Regions from separate parts of the Homo sapiens genome. Here region 1 is linked to region 2. A link is an interaction called in ENCODE POLR2A ChIA-PET data of the cell type or tissue named here. Cell type or tissue: PC-9. All regions are shown on one strand. Each heading gives the region's core, and the rest is flanking DNA. Links, peaks and the distances in the headings are about the cores only.

Region 1 (8,014 bases), core at 1,060-6,059, 750 kb before region 2:
TCATTTGATATTTGTTTCCTATTTTTGCAGCACCAGTAATCAAGGGTCTTATCTTTGAAAGCAGTTTACATAACCATGTTTTGATGTTTTCAAAACTTGTCTAGAAAATAAGACCCCCTAAAATCACGATTTGTGTCTTCAAAGTTTTCCTTTGTTAATTTTTAGGTTAATGGATATTTAGCTGAATCTTTCTTTATGTAGAAGATTTTGTTTGAAACTGTACTTTGTCCTCATGATAAATTGGAATGTCTTAATTTTGAACTTATGTCCTACTGAGTGACCTAATTTCTTTATGAATCTCACGGATGGAGCAGGCAAGTAATCTTGAGTATCAAGCAGATTCATTTTTAAATGCAATTATGCATTCATTCTGCCCCAGAAAAGTTTCATCCTAACTAATCTTTGACCTGACAGCTGAGGGTGGCACAGCAACACCACTGAAAGTCTAGAAGACACAGGTGCACAGCATTTTGTTCCTAGGGTTACCTTTTTTCAGCAACTAATTGTATTTCACTGGAGGAAATTTTTAAATGAAGCAAATAGGGGGAAATAGTGATTTTTCTCCATACATGAATAAAAGTTAATGTTATGAGGCATTTCACACTTTTCTTTTATGTTAAAATTTTATTCTCTGCATATGTTTGTAACTTATAAAACTGCTTGTGTGCCCCGTGTATGTCCTAGAAGAAAGAAAGGGTTCTGGAACCTACTGTCTTTTCATCTCTACCTGGCAAGTACTATTTGAGTTTCTAGAATGAAAATAGGAAAATTGATTAGTCCATTCAGTATTCCAAAGAAAATCTGAAAGAAAGGTTAAAATCTAATAAGAAGCTGGCATTTGTCTTTAGGTCTTGTTTATGTCTCAGTGCCCAGAATCAAAAAAGGCTATGGGTTCTCAGCAGAGACGCAATGATGTTGGCCATAGAGGACACCGTCAGATCAAACCCTATCAGTCCATTTCCTTTGCTTCTTAGCCCATTAGAGCAAAGATTTTTAATTTTCTTTTGAAATGCCTTGAAGTTATAGAGTAAGACAAAACAAAATATTGCCTGAACAGGAGCATTAAATTTTTTTTTTCTTTTTTTGAGACAGAGTCTCACTCTGTCACCAGGCTGGATCGCAATAGCACGATCTCGGCTCACTGCAACCTCCACCTCCTGGGTTCAAATGATTCTCCTGCCTCAGCCTCCTGAGTAGCTTGGGACTACAGGCACGTGGCACCATACCCAGCTAATTTTTGTATTTTTAGTAGAGACGGGGTTTCACCATATTGACCAGGATGGTCTTGATCTCTTGACCTCATGATCCACCCACCTTGGCCTCCCAAAGTGCTGGGATTACAGGCGTGAGGCAAAAAAATATATTTTTTTGAGACAGGGTCTCACTCTGTTGCCCAGGCTAGAGAGGCTGAGTGGCCCAACTGGTTTCATAATTCTCATTACAGAGAAAATCCAAGTATTTCTAATCCTCATAATGAAAAGCATTTCATAAACCTCATTTTTTTTGTTGTTTTTTTGAGACAGGGTCTCACTCTGTTGCCCAGGCTGGAGTGCAGCAATGTGACCAAGGGTCACTGCAGCCTCGACCTCCTGGGCTCAAGCGATTCTCCTGTCTCACCCTTCCCAAATGCTGGGATTAAAAGCATGAGCCACCATACCCAGCCCAAAAACATTTTAATGGGGCACTGAAACAAGGGTAACTAGTTCATTAAAAAAAAATAGTATGGAACCCGGTTTGAGTGTACAGCTGCAAATCCACATGTTCGAGCCAGCTGGACAGCTTCTCCAGGCCACATTCTCTGCCAAGAACAGCCGGGAACCCCTGCCAAGGACTCAACCCTCTTCTCCCTGGGCGGGTGTTGGTTTTGGCTCAGATTCGGTCCCACCTAGACAGTTTCCAGCATTGCAGGTGAAGCAATTAACTGTAAATTTTTTTTAATTAAATTTTAAATGATTTTTAACTAGGAAATGTGCTCCTGTATGCAATGTTGTCCAATCTTCACTCACCCACACCCCTTCACAATTTTTGCCACATCCCTGCACCATCTGTACCATTATTTGCTTTCCTCTTCCCTTAATGGATTTATTTATTTTATCTAAATAGGTTTATTTTAAAAGAGAACTTTATGAAACTACCGTGAATGGGGAAAAAATGGCATCACTAGCCTGGAACAGAAAGTCACCCTCTGGAATGACAAAGGAGCCAGCATGTGCCTGGGCCATCAAGCTGCCCATTCAGCCATGCTGAGTCTTGCCTGCCCACCTCATCTCCCGCCTCACGCCAGATCACACTGCCTAATATTTTACTCAGATGTCTTCTTCAGTTCCCCATTGGAGCCAAAAGTCTCCTTCCCCTGCCCTCTGCTGAGCTGGGGGTCACTGTGCCCTGTCTCTCAGCTCCTCTCGGAGCTTTCTCCAGCCTTCAGCTCTCAAATGTCTTCAGCCTCTCTGCTAACTCATCCTGGCCTGAAGCAATTCTTGCCTGGATTCTCTCCCGACTCAAGACATCCCTCTAAGCGGATTCACGCCCGCCACTCCAAGCCTTTTGGGAAAAACACCTTGCCTCCATAGCTCAGCCGCCTTCTTAGGCCCAGGAACTCAGCCATATCCTACCCATGTAGCTGAAGGTACTCCTTGGAAGGCCCCCAGTTCCTAGATACCAAGTGCTTCTGGGCCCTCCTTCCCGTCCAGCCCAAACTTCCTGTGAGCCAGCTTTTCTTGAAGCATCCTCGTAATTCATTGAACATATAGGAATTTAGGAAGTCCCTCCATGCCCTTTCTCCTGCCGCTCTGCTGTCCTGTCCCCTCTTCCCCTAGTTGGAGGGCATTCCCAAGAACACACCTCTGGTCTTTATCACTTTCCTCTTTCTCCATGCCCTTGGCAGGAAGATGCAATCGCCAGATTTCACTACGTGTGACCCCAGGCAAGTAATATATTTAACTGCCTTGGGCCTCAGTTTTCACATCTGTAGAGTGTGGTGATGGTAGTCCCTAGATCAATGGGATGTGAATCACCTAGTGCAAGTAAAGCGTTCAGCGTTCTGCCCAGAATTCAGTGGATGCTCAATGGATGTTAGCCCTTATCCACCTGCCATGATGTAATAATGCCCAAGTTCACATGGACAACCCACAACCCTGGGAGAGGCTGTAATGTGTACACACAGGTTCACCCTGATCCCTCCTCCTAAGGCCAATATTCAATGCATATGTACCAAATGCCTGTGAGGCACTGCTATTCTCGGCACTGGACAGCCCATTTATGGCCTGAGGGTAGGGCCAGTGATGCTCAGTCCACCAGGCTCTGAGCATGTGGTCTGGAATGTGGTAGACACTCCTCAAATACTTTTTGGATGAATGAATATCAGCCTCTGCTAATAGGAAAGAAAATTAGGTGAGATCAGAAGGGAACCTTCATGATAACAATTAGTAACATCTAGACAAGCAATTGTGTTTACAGAGAGAACCTGAAAGAATTAAAGTAACTATAGAAGCAGGAAAACTGAAATTTTTTGAAATGCAGTGAAAGCTCATTCTTTCATAGAATAATTCCATTTTTTTTAATGTCATGCAATTCATAGTCACATGATTCCCTGTTTTGAAATTTTTCGTTTTTACCAAGTTTTCTTAAAGGATGAAAATACAGATATTTTCATTTGGGTAGCTTTCTTTTAACAGCAACTTGAAATAGTAGTAAAAAATAGTAAACAAATATCAGATTTTATTTCATTATAGGAAAATTGATCACATTTTGATATACTTTATGAATAAAAGAATGAGCTCTTATTAAGGATTTTAAGCAAATTACATTTTGTTAAAGGATTATTTAAATGCAGTAGGTTGGCTTATTTTCTTGACATGCTATTTCTTTTAAGTATATTTCTTTTTAGTGCATTCCAAAGTCACATAACTTAATTATGTTACTGTAATTACCTCAATATTATCTCAACTAAGAGGCTGAAGTCTTTGAATAGCACAGTGGAGCCACTTGAGGGTGCCTGACTTGTTTGCTCAGCATGGTATATCCTGCTTTCCACTGCGTGATTGGGTTTCACAGGACACCATTTGCCTGATCATACAGATGAGCTCATGGAAAAGCTATCCATGTTATTACTGGATTCTATGGAGGCATGTTATGAGTCAACAGACATACATAATCCTGATTTTACATTCCTATTTTTATTATATCACCTATACAATTTTTTTCTTAATACAAAGTATGACATGCTCATTATGAGATATTTGGAAGGACAGATAAGAAAACAATTAAGTCAACCATAATCCTACCACATAATCCCTCTACCCGAGAATCACCACTAGGGGCTTTTTTCTGTAAAGCCTTTGTCCGTTTATGTATTCTTTATATGTTATAAAATACATATTCATATGTGTTTATATTTTTATATATAGTGTTGATTTATAAAATTATTTTAGCAAGTACAATAATTCCTATATCCACTTTTATTTCCCTACTTTTTTTTAATTTTATTATTATTATACTTTAAGTTTTAGGGTACATGTGCACAACGTGCAGGTTTGTTACATATGTATACATGTGCCATGTTGGTGTGCTGCACCCATTAACTCTTCATTTACATTAGGTATATCTCCTAATGCTATCCCTCCCCCCTCCCCCCACCCCACAACAGTCCCCGGTGTGTGATGTTCCCCATCCTGTGTCCATGTGTTCTCGTTGTTCAATTCCCACCTATGAGTGAGAACATGCGGTGTTTGGTTTTTTGTCCTTGCGATAGTATTTCCCTACTTTTACACTTTTCCCCCCAAATATGTGGTGAACATCTTCCCTTTTCAAGAAATATTCTTCTCCATCGTTTTATTATCTTGAGGGAAAAAGTAACGTAACATTAACCATTAACCATTTTTAAATTAACAATTCAGTGTCACTAGTACATTCACAGTGTTGTACAACCACCCCCTCTACCCAGGTCCAGAACATTTTCATCACGCCGGAAGGAAAACCTATATCCATTAGGCAGTCCCTCCCCGGCTCACTCCTCCTCCCAGCCCCCTGGCAACCATTAGTCTTTCCGTCTCTATGGATTTGCCTTATTCTGGATGTTTCATATAAATGGAATCACACAATATGTTACCTTGTGTGTCTGGTGTCTTTCACTTAGCATAATTTTTTCAAGGCTTATATGCACATTGTAGCAAATATCAGAACTTCCTTCCTTTATAGCAGAATAACATTCTGCTGCATGCCTACAGCACCGTTTGTTTATCCATTCCTCTGCTGATTGACACTTGGGTCATTTCCACCTTTTGGCTATTGTGAATAGAGCTACTATAAACATGCGTGTACCTGTATTTGTTTCAGTTGCTGTTTTCAATTCTTTGGGTATTCAGGTAGGAGTGGAATTGTTGGGTTGTAGGATAATTCTATGTTTAATTTTTGAAGAACTGTCAAACTGTTTTCCACAATTGCTAAACCATTTTATATTCTTACTGGCAATGCATGAGGATTCTACTTTCTCCAATCCTCACCAAAGCTTCTTTTCCAGTTTTTGATGATGGCCAACGCAGTGTGTATGAAATGGTATCTCATCATGTTTTGGATTTACATTTCCCTTCCTGCCTCATTTTTAATGCCACGGTGTGGACATACGATTTGTTTTACCTGGTGCCCTGAGGGTGGACATTGAAATTAGTAATTTTCTGTTTTGATAAGCAATGCTATGGTGGACATGCTCGTGGCACAATCTTTACATAAATTTATTGTATCTTCCATATATGTCCCTAAAAGTAGATTTCTTGGAGAAAAAAATAAAGCTAAGGCTTCAGACATGTATTGACAAATTGCCTTCAAGAAATATTGATCCAGGCGGGGCACAGTGACTCACATCTGTAATCCCAGCACTTTGGGAGGTCGAGGCAGGTGGATCACCTGAGGTCAGGAGTTCAAGATCAGCCTGGCCAACATGGCGAAACCCTGTCTCTACTAAAAATTCAAAAATTAGCCAGGCATGGTGGCAGGCGCCTGTAATCCCAGCTACTTGGGAGGCTGAGGCAGGAGAATCCCTTGAATCCAGGAGGCAGAGGTTGCAGTGGGCCAAGATCATGCCACTGCACTCTAGCCTGGGTGACAGAATGAGACTCTGTCTCAAAAAAAAGAAAAAAGAAAGAAAGAAAAGAAGAAAAAGAAAAAAAAAAAGAAATATTGATCCAATTTACATTTCCTGTCATATTCCTGTCATTCCTGACTCCTTGTTTGTAAGTTACTCATTCTTTCCAAAATATCTCTGGATCTCTGGGAAAAAGAAAAAAAAAAAAAAACACCACTCCCTGCATTAAAACCTGCTGGTACCAAACCTGTACAAACCTTTATTTATTTGCACGTGAGAATTTTCCCCTATATTTTAGCGTACGACCAATACTGTGCATTAAAATTATCCATGAGATATGACACTTTTAAATTTACGTGAAAAGCCCTTTAATGGAGACAGCTTAATTTATAAGCAATCACATATAACCATTGGGTTGTTCAGGTTCAATAATTTGGGTTCAAGGGCCGGACATGGTGGCTCACACCTATAATCCCAGCACTTTGGGAGGCCGAGGCAGGTGGATCATTTGAGGCCAGGAGTTCGAGACTAGCCTAGCCAACATGGCGAAACCCCATCTCTACTAAAAAATACAAAACTTAGCTGGGCATTGGTGGCTTACATAAATAGTCCCAGCTACACAGGAAGCTGGGTCTGGAGAATCATTTGAACCCAGGAAGAAGAGGTTTCAGTGAGCCAAGATCGCTCCACTGCACTCCAGCCTGGGTGACAGAGTGAGAACTTGTCTCAAAAAATAAATAAGTAGATAAATATTTAAAAAGATAATTTGGGTTTAAGGAATAACTCATTGGTTTGATTAAATCCTAAAACTAGGTAGTTCCCTTGGACAATTAGATGCCACCCTTTAAAACGGATCATTACTGTTCGTTAGAGACAGTGTCTGTTCTTCCCTCTGCTGTGTGACCATCATAGTGTTGGGCTTCTTTAACCTTTTGTTAAGAAGATGATAGTTTAGGGCCGGGCGCAGTGGCTCATGCCTGTAATCCCAGCACTTTGGGAGGCCGAGGCGGGCGGATCACAAGGTCAGGAGATCGAGACCAGCCGGGTCAATATGGTGAAACCCTGTCTCTACTAAAAATACAAAAATTAGCCGGGTGTGGTGGCAGGCACCTGGATTCCCAGTTACTCGGGAGGCTGAGGCAGGAGAATCGCATGAACCCGGGAGGCAGAGGTTGCAGTGAGCCGAGATCGCGCCACTGCACTCCAGCCTAGATGACACAGCAAGACTCCATCTCAAAAAAAAAAAAAAGATGATGATGATGGTGTATGTAGTTGTCATTACCAAGGCAAGAAAGACCCCCCTCTTTGGTGGCGGTCCACTTTGTGGATCCTAAAGTAAAATTGTGGAGTTGATGACATGTGTCACTGCTTACCAAAGAAGTGCCCATTTTCTGCACCTTGAAAGTCCTACGTGTAATTAGTAATTGAAGAATAAATATTCTATGGACAAGATGAGTAACATTTTTAAGTATTTTTTGTTATTCCTGTACATCGAAATTGCACAGCAGTTATTTGTATGTACCCACTTCCAGAAAAACTTAATATAAAACTTACAGTAATAGGCTTTTATTTTTTCAGAGCATGGTGTTTAAAAATTGGTATAGCATTAGTAATGCAAGGCTCTATTTTTAAAATCAAGGGTTATTGTAGTTTAAGGAGTATGAAAAGGTTTATAGTCAACTAGACTATTTGGGGAGCATTGAAATAACTAATTCATGGAAATTAGGAGTAAATGGAAGGTTTGTGGGGGGTGAATTTCTAGCCTAGACGCATGGTACAGATGATCATTATGGTCATGATGAACAAATCATTTCTGCCCTAGGAAAAGTACTTTTATTCCATGTGGGAAAACAACATGATTTGTCATTCATATTCTTAGGCTAGTAACATGCTTTTGGCGCATACCTACTTGTTAGTGTCATAACCGGTCCCTTA
Region 2 (8,014 bases), core at 1,860-6,859:
CATTCCAGCACCTCTCTTTACTGCAAACCCTGTTCTTTGCATGGCATATGGGATGGTGTCATCCCCATAATGGCATATAGTGCCTCCCGAGGATGAACAATCCAGCACATTTTACAATTAACAAAGGATTCTCACTTCTCAAAACTAGAAATCTCATGCAAACAACCCTTGGATCTCTGGATTATGTACACTGATGGAAACACCACTGAATACCAAGATTGAGACATAAAAAGACCAAAGGCACATGACATCTAGAAGTTCCTCTAACAGAGGTATCAAGGGACCTTCACAAAGTTGTCTCTGTTAGAATGGTGCAAAGAACTTGATGGGTTCTCAGTGAGGGTTAGCTGAATTTAAGCGCACATTTGGCTTATGTTAGAGTGGCTTCAAGAAGCCGGAAGTCTCAAGTGTATCCATAAATTCAGTGAAGTATTGTGTGCATTCCATAGTCACACACACCTTTAACCTTTTCTTGAATCTCCACCATCTCTTAGGCTAATGAGATCTAAGGATTAACTCTGCATAGTAATCTCTCCCAAGCAGTCGATACCCACTTAAAGCAGAGTGGTGCACAACGGACTGTTCCACAGGTTCATGGTCATCCTAAGCAAATCCTTTATCACCTTCTACATGTTCATCATACAGCCTAAAAACTTTTTGGAAAATATTTAAAATCAAGGAAAAGATTTCTTTAAACAGGCTGGGCACGGTGGCTCAAGCCTGTAATCCCAGCACTTTGAGAGGCTGAGGCGGGCTGATACTTGAGGTCAGGAGTTCAAGACCAGTTTGACCAACATGGTGAAACCTCGTCTCTACTAAAAATACAAAAATTAGCCGGGTGTGATGGCGGGTCCCTGTAATCCTAGCTACTCAGGAGGCTGAGGCAGGAGAATTACTTGAACCCAGGAGATGGAGGATGCAGTGAGCTGAGATTGCGCCATAGCACTCCAGTCTGGGCGACAAGAGCGAGATCCGTCTCAAAAAAAAATAAAAAAAAATAAACAAACATAACTAAATAGCAAAAAGCTTATCCTTTCCTAAACTTGTCAATAATAATTTACATAACATATACCATTTCACATCAAAAACAAAATCAACAATGACAAAACTGTCTTGACTTTATTGTTAGACACTCTTCTAATGATTTCACATGTGACCCAACTGAATCCCTCTACTGTGGGCTCCAGGCTGGGTTTTATTCTTCATCACCATTTTGCAGATGGGACACAGAATAGACAGGGCTGGTGAGAGGTGCAGTTAGGATCCACAGCCAGGCAGTCGAACCTCAAGTCTGTGCTCTGAACTACAGTGCTATTTGTACTGGGCAATCTGTTCACTCCTTCAAACACCTGGACTTCTACCACATGGCAGGAACACCAGGCAGGCAAGGTGAGAAAGAGCCCATCACAGCCCTCAAGTGGCTTACACTGGGGGTACTGGTCAGGTGAATAGATAATTACCAGGTAATTATCCTATGAGGTAAGTGAAGAATGGACAGACTGTGAGCAGGAGAATGGTGATGGCATCCTAGGATCTGCACCTTAACCTCAGAACCTGTGAACAGATTCCCTTAAATGGCAAATGAGACCTGCCCGATGTGATTAAATTGAGGATCTTGTGATGGAGAGAGGACCCTGTATTACTCAGGTGGGACCAAGAGGAGTGAGAGCCAGAAGAGAAGGTGATCTGAACATGGAAATGGAGAAGAGAATGACGGGCCTTGAAGATGAAAGAAGGGGCCACAAGCCAAGGCAGTTGCTAAAAGCTGAAAAAGGTATGGAAATGAATTCTCCCCTCAGAACTTCCAGAAGGACCAGCTCTGTCAATACTTTGACTTTAATCTTGTGAACTGACTTTGGACTTCTCACCTCCAGAACTATAAAAGAGTAAGTGTGTGTTTTTTAAAGCTGCTCAGTTTGCTGTGATGTGTTAAAGCAGCAAGAGGAAACAAATGCATCAGGAAAGCCTTCAGAGAAGAGGTGAAGTATGGGGCTGAGCCAGAAAGTTGAGGGAGAAGATGGGCGAGGACCCCCAGGGGGGTCCCATTCCATGAAGAGCAACGGCAAGAATCAAAGTAGAGAATCATGAATGTCAAGCAGCAGCCTGGCTGCTCTGCAGGGTTAGACTTGGAGGGTGGGGTGGGCAGAGTGCAGTTAGGTGACCACATAGAAGGCTCCAGGCAGGTGAAGGCTGGTAACAAGTGCCTCCTTGGTGTGAGGCCCTGTTCCTTGTAAGCCAGAATCTCCTGGAGGCCAGAGCTCCGCCACCCCATTTATGCTGCTCCATTTGTATTACTAGTGAATATTTCAGAGATATTCTAAAAATATTTTAAAAAAGGTACATTTCTATGTACCATTTGCATTATGTTGCTTCGTTTGAATTACTACTGAATATTTCAAAAAATCACTCTCTTTTTTTAAACTGAGCCTTGCCTAAGCAACAATATTGGTAAAATTTAAAACCTACCAGTTTCATGAACTAGTTTTATTTTTCCCAAGAGACAATAAAATACTTTTTATCCCCCCAGATTCCAGGCAGTATCCTTAAAGTCTCTACTTTTAAGGATCCTCCAGGACAGAAGTAGAGACAGATGATGTAGGCAAAAATTGGGGAACAGTAAGCCCTGTGAGGGCACAGACAAGACGAAGGGAAGTGGGTCAAAAAGAACAGCAAGGCTGACATTTTGGGCTGGATAATTGAAAAAAAACCAGCGGCCGGGCGCCGTGGCTCATACCCGTAATCCCAGCACTTTGGAAGGCCAAGGCGAGTGGATCACTTGAGGTCAGGAGTACGAGACCAGCCTGGCCAACATGGTGAAACCCCATCTCTACTAAAAATACAAAAAAATTAGCTGGGCGTCGTGGTGGGCGCCTATAATTCCAGCTACTCAGGAGGCTGAGGCAGGAGAATCGCTTGAACCCAGGAGGTGGAGGTTGCAGTGAGCTGAGATCGTGCCACTGCACTCCACCCTGGGCGACAGAGCGAGAGACTGTCTCAAAAACAAACAAACAAACAAACAAAGAAAACAAACAGCAAGGAGGGGAAGCAAGCTAAGCGGCCCATGGAAATGATCCTGGACAAAGATAGGATGGGCAGGAAGGGACAAAAGGGACAACTTAAGACTAACATACAAAATCCACAAGGTATCAACTGCGGTGAGGGAAAGGGAGAGTTCTCAGCAAGTCTATGTAGCAGGCTTCTGTCAGTTCAGCCAACTCTGTGTGTGATGAACTATTTCAGTTATTTCCAAACTGTAACTGTATTCTTTAATTTTTAAAATAGGTAATACAGTCATATGTTTCAATATTCAAAACGTACAAAACAAGGATAGACCCAAACATCTCCCACCTTCCTTTTCCAGCCATTGAATTCCTCTCCCTGGAAGTTTGATCTTAGCAGTTTCTTAGACCTCCTTTCAGAAATACATTAGGTTTAGATAAAGCACATGCATATACAGTTTCCCCATATGCTCTTTTATTTTTAAACACAGATGGCAATACATACTACATACCTTTGATTTTTTTTTCTCTATCCTATACCTAGGAGATCATCCAACCTAAGTATATCAAGTTTTCTGAAGATGGCTTTTTTCCTGTATTATATTGAGTACCTGCACCATGATGGATATAATCAGACCCCCACTCATCAACAATGCTGCAAGTGCCAACCTTGGAGAATTTTTAATTGGTTTAGAAATGATGTGAGTTTATCTGTACGACAAAGACCTAGAAGCAGAACTGCTGAGGCAAAGGGAATGAGGTGACGGCATAACAGCATACTAAGAGTGTCCCCATTCCACACAAGCCGTTTCTGACTTCCACTTCAGAGATGAGGGTTAACTGTCCTTGGATTTCAAATAAATGGAATCATAAAATAGGTACTCTATTGTGTCTAGCTTCTTTCATTTAACAATGGTTTTGAAATTCATCTACAGTGTTTTTTTATTGCCAGATGGTATTCAATTGCGTGACTATATCGCACTTTGCCCATTCTTATGTTGAGAGATTTAAGTTGTTTCAAGTTTTTGGCTATAATGAACAAGCCTGCTATAAACATTTTTGTACAAGTGTTTTTATAAACATAAAAAGAGTCTTCCAAAGTAGTTAAACCATTTATACTTTTATTAGAAATTTATGGAGTTCTAGTTATTCCATATTCTTGCCAACATTTGGTTACTCTTTTAATTTTAGCTATTCCCTAAGAACAGGGCATGGATGTCTACTCATACATTTTGATTCAACACTGGACTACAGGGTCTAGCCAATACAATAAGGCCAAAAAAAAAAAAAAAAGTACAAAGTTGGTAAACATAGTAAAATTGTCAGACATTATATTCACAGACATTGTGATATATTTTATATCACGGAGTCCATCAAAAATATTCTTGTGTAACTACTGCTCAGAATAAGACGCATGACATCTCCAATGACCAGAAGGTTTCCTCATGCCCATTTCCAGTTAACTACTGTCCCTATCCCAGGCAAAACATGAAGTCTGTAATTTAAAAAAAAGAAAAAAAAAAGCTCAAAATAAGAAAACTTACAGTCAATATAATTATTTATATGGCAGGTTTAATGTTTCCCATTTTGGTATTTGTTTCTCTGCTCTTCTTTTTCTATCTTCTTTGGATAGATCAAATATGGACGGCAGTATTCAGCTTCTTAAAAAAAAGAATTTTTTTTTTTTTTGAGATGGACTTTCGCTCTTGTCGCCCAGGCTGCAGTACAGTGGTGCCACCTCTGCTTACTGCAATCTCCACCTCCCAGGTTCGAGCGATTCTCATGCCTCAGCCTCCCAAGTAGTTGGGATTACAGGCACCCGCCACCACACCCAGCTAATGTTTTTTTGTGTTTTTAGTAGAGACGCGGTTTCACCATGTTGGCCAGGGTGGTCTCAAACTCCTGACCTCAGGTGATCCACCTGCCTCGGCCTCCCAAAGTGCTGCGATTACAGGTGTGAGCCACTGAGCCTGGCCAAAAAAAAATTTTTTTTTAAAGAAGTGTAATGGCACAATAATGGTTCACAGTAGCCTTGAACTCCTGGGCTCAAGCAATCCTCCCACCTCAGTCTCCCAAGTAGCTAGGACTAAAGGTGTGGCTCATAAAATCCAGCTAATTTTTTCATTCTCTTGTAGAGACAGGGTCTCGCTATGCCACCCAAGCTGGTCTTGAACGTCTGGCCTCCAGCATTCATCCCTTAACTTGGCCTCCCAAAGCACTGGGATTATAAGTGTGAGCCATGGCACTGGGCCCTCGATTTTATGTCTTGTGTTGGATTTTCAGCTATACCTCTCTGTGTGTCTCTATTTTTTCAATAGTTTCTCTAGAGATTACAGTATGCATCTTTAAATTTCAATCTACTTCCAAATATTATACTATTTCATGAACAATGTAAGACTCTGCCAGCTGAATTCCACATATTCATATATTTCCCTCCCATCCATTGTGCTCCTGTTGCCTGTTACTTAACTTCTTCATATGTTACAAACAAACAATATAATTGTTACATATATATTTAAAGCCAATAGTGTTTTTAGCTGGATGAAATAGGCTCCTGTTAATATTTCTTGATATGGGCCTACTGTAGACAAACTCAGCTTTTGTCTGAAAATGTCTCCATTCACCTTTATTTTTGAAGAAAGTTTTTGCTGGATACAGATTAGTTGGCAGGTTTAATTAATTAATTATTGCTGGATACAGAATTAGCTGGCGGGATTTATTTATTTATTTATTTATTTATTTATTTATGATGGAGTCTCACTCTGTCGCCCAGGCTGGAGTGCAATGGCATGATCTTGCTCACTGCAACCTCCGCCTCCTGGGTTCAAGTGGTTCTCCTGCCTCAGCCTCCCAAGTAGCTGGCATTACACGTACCCGCCACCACACCCTGCTAATTTTTGTATTTTTAGTAGAGACAGGGTTTTACCATATTGGCCAGGCTGGGTCTTGAACTCCTGACCTCAGGTGATCCACTTGCCTTGGCCTCCAGAAGTACTGGGATCACAGGTGTGAGCCACCACACCCCGCCTATATATATATATTTTTAAACTATGTTAAAGATGCTGTATCATTATACTCTGACCTCCACTGTTTGTGCTGAAAAGTCAGAGATAATTATTATCACTGTCCTCCTGTATATAACATGTTTTTTATCCCTCTTCTGATTGCTTTTAAGATCTGCTCTTTATTTCCGGTTATCAGCAGTTTGACTATGATATACCTAGACTGTGGAGTTGTGGTTTGTTTTGTATTTATCCTGACGAGTTTGCAGAAATTATCAGATTTATACATTGATCACTTCCATCAATTGTGGAAAGCTCCTACCTTTTATCTCTTGAATTATTCTTTTCCTTTGTCCTTCTCCTTTCTTTCAGGGAAGCCAATTGTGAAACTGACAGCACCTTACAGATTTTGGATGTCTTTTAAAAATATCTTTCTCTTCTCTTTGCATTTCAGTTTGGATACTTTCTACTTATCTGACTTTATATGGACATTTTATAAGATGACTGGACACAGCAGAGGAGAGGGTCAGTGAATCAGATCAAGATTTTTAAGAGATTCCTTTGCTTTGCAGCTCCACCCATGGATTCTTGCACCTTGGCTGCTGTCACCCTATGCCCAGCAAAAGTAGAAATTCCTGTGAAGAGTTTGCTCTGAGCTCACCTGCCCCACTTCAAGTCTCCACAGTTAAGAGCCCAACTGTTCCCATCTATGGCAAAGTTTCCCTGTCCCTCTGTTTCAATAGAGGATGAGAGCAGCTACGGCTCTCTTCTGAATGGTCTATCACTTATTGAAGTTTAGTTTATTTAGGTTTCTTTGTGTGCTCAGCTGCCTAATGGGCTTTTAAAAACTTATCTTGCTTGTTTTGGCTGTTTGGGTGAGAATGATGGTCTCTTGTGACTTTTTATGAGTTGGAAAGCATAGTGGATTGTTTAAAGGACTGAGTTATTACATTTAAAGGATATAATATGCCCATCGTTATCATTACTACTTACATTTGATAATTTTTGCTAAGTTGTTGTTTACAGTGGTTGTACGAAGGACTTGTTAAATGCTCCCTTATGGCAAGGCAGAACAAGGTACTTGGGGATGACCGAGGAGAAAGAGGAGTTCAGTGGTAGATATGTGGAGTCCCAGGTGTCTCTGTTTAAATACCCGTCACCTGGAGTCACTAGAGAAAGGTGGCCATCAAAGTGCTGAGTGTGAATGAAATCACCTAGGAAGAGACACAGACTATGCAAGAAATTCTGTTGTGACATTTTAGGGGTGGACATTGAAGCCAAGAAACACAAGAAGGAGGAAGCCCCAAGAGGTAGAAAGGAGAACCAGAACCGTATCCCAGGAAACCAAAGGATTAAAAAAAAAAGTCAAGATAATGCCAAATACTTCTAGAGGGCAAATACAATAAAAAGCGAATTATATTTGTGGTTTATATTTAGTCAAACTCTACAACAATGGTGTTTCAATGGAATAATGGGGGTAAAAGCTGATAAGAGAACGGTCAATAAGAGATTGGTTAAATAGACAATAAATGTATATAATTATGAAAATCTTCAATAATAATTTTTTACTGAGCGTCTATTGTGGGCTGAGGATACAGCTGTCTGTGGTCATTTCAGATACGGTTCCTCTTCTCATACAGCTTATAATCAAGTGGCAGGAACTGACAATAAATAAACAAATAGATGATTATAGATTTTAATATTTACTACGAAGATTAAAAAAAACACTGTGTGGTGATAGTGACTGGAGTGGCAATTTGAGATAGGATGATAGCAAAAACTTGGAGGAATCCTAAAAGGGAAGAAGATCCAACCATTCCAATATTTAGAGGGGGGAGAACATTTCAAAAAGAGGAAACAGTAAATACAGAGACCTTGAGTTGGGTCTCTGTATTTCTTTTCAAATGTTTGAAAAGAAGGGCCATGTGGCTGAAATGCAGTAAGAGAGGAAGAAAGTGATAAAAAATCAAGGTGAGGACAAACCACCAGCGTTGGCTAGAAGTGACAGAGGAT

Evidence for each region. Peaks named below come from ENCODE experiments on the same cell type or tissue, not always from the same donor. Only the 100,000 strongest peaks of a DNase experiment are listed, where the experiment ranks them.
Region 1: POLR2A ChIA-PET joins it to region 2 with 5 read pairs; 2 of 35 experiments call an interaction of 5 or more read pairs at or near these places.

The regions. Positions count from the first base shown.
Region 1 is chr20:59,078,446-59,086,459 of GRCh38, reverse strand. No RefSeq gene overlaps it. Among named protein-coding and RNA genes, the nearest start is that of SLMO2-ATP5E, 40 kb to the right of the region's middle. In PC-9, for the core only: a CTCF peak has its summit at 4,221; DNase peaks (open chromatin) are centred at 3,279 and 4,089; H3K27ac peaks cover 1,594 bases.
Region 2 is chr20:58,331,010-58,339,023 of GRCh38, reverse strand. The region is part of intron 2 of RAB22A (RAB22A, member RAS oncogene family); the gene reads right to left. Among named protein-coding and RNA genes, the nearest start is that of RAB22A, 25 kb to the right of the region's middle. In PC-9, for the core only: no CTCF peak of the experiment used is centred there; no DNase peak of the experiment used is centred there.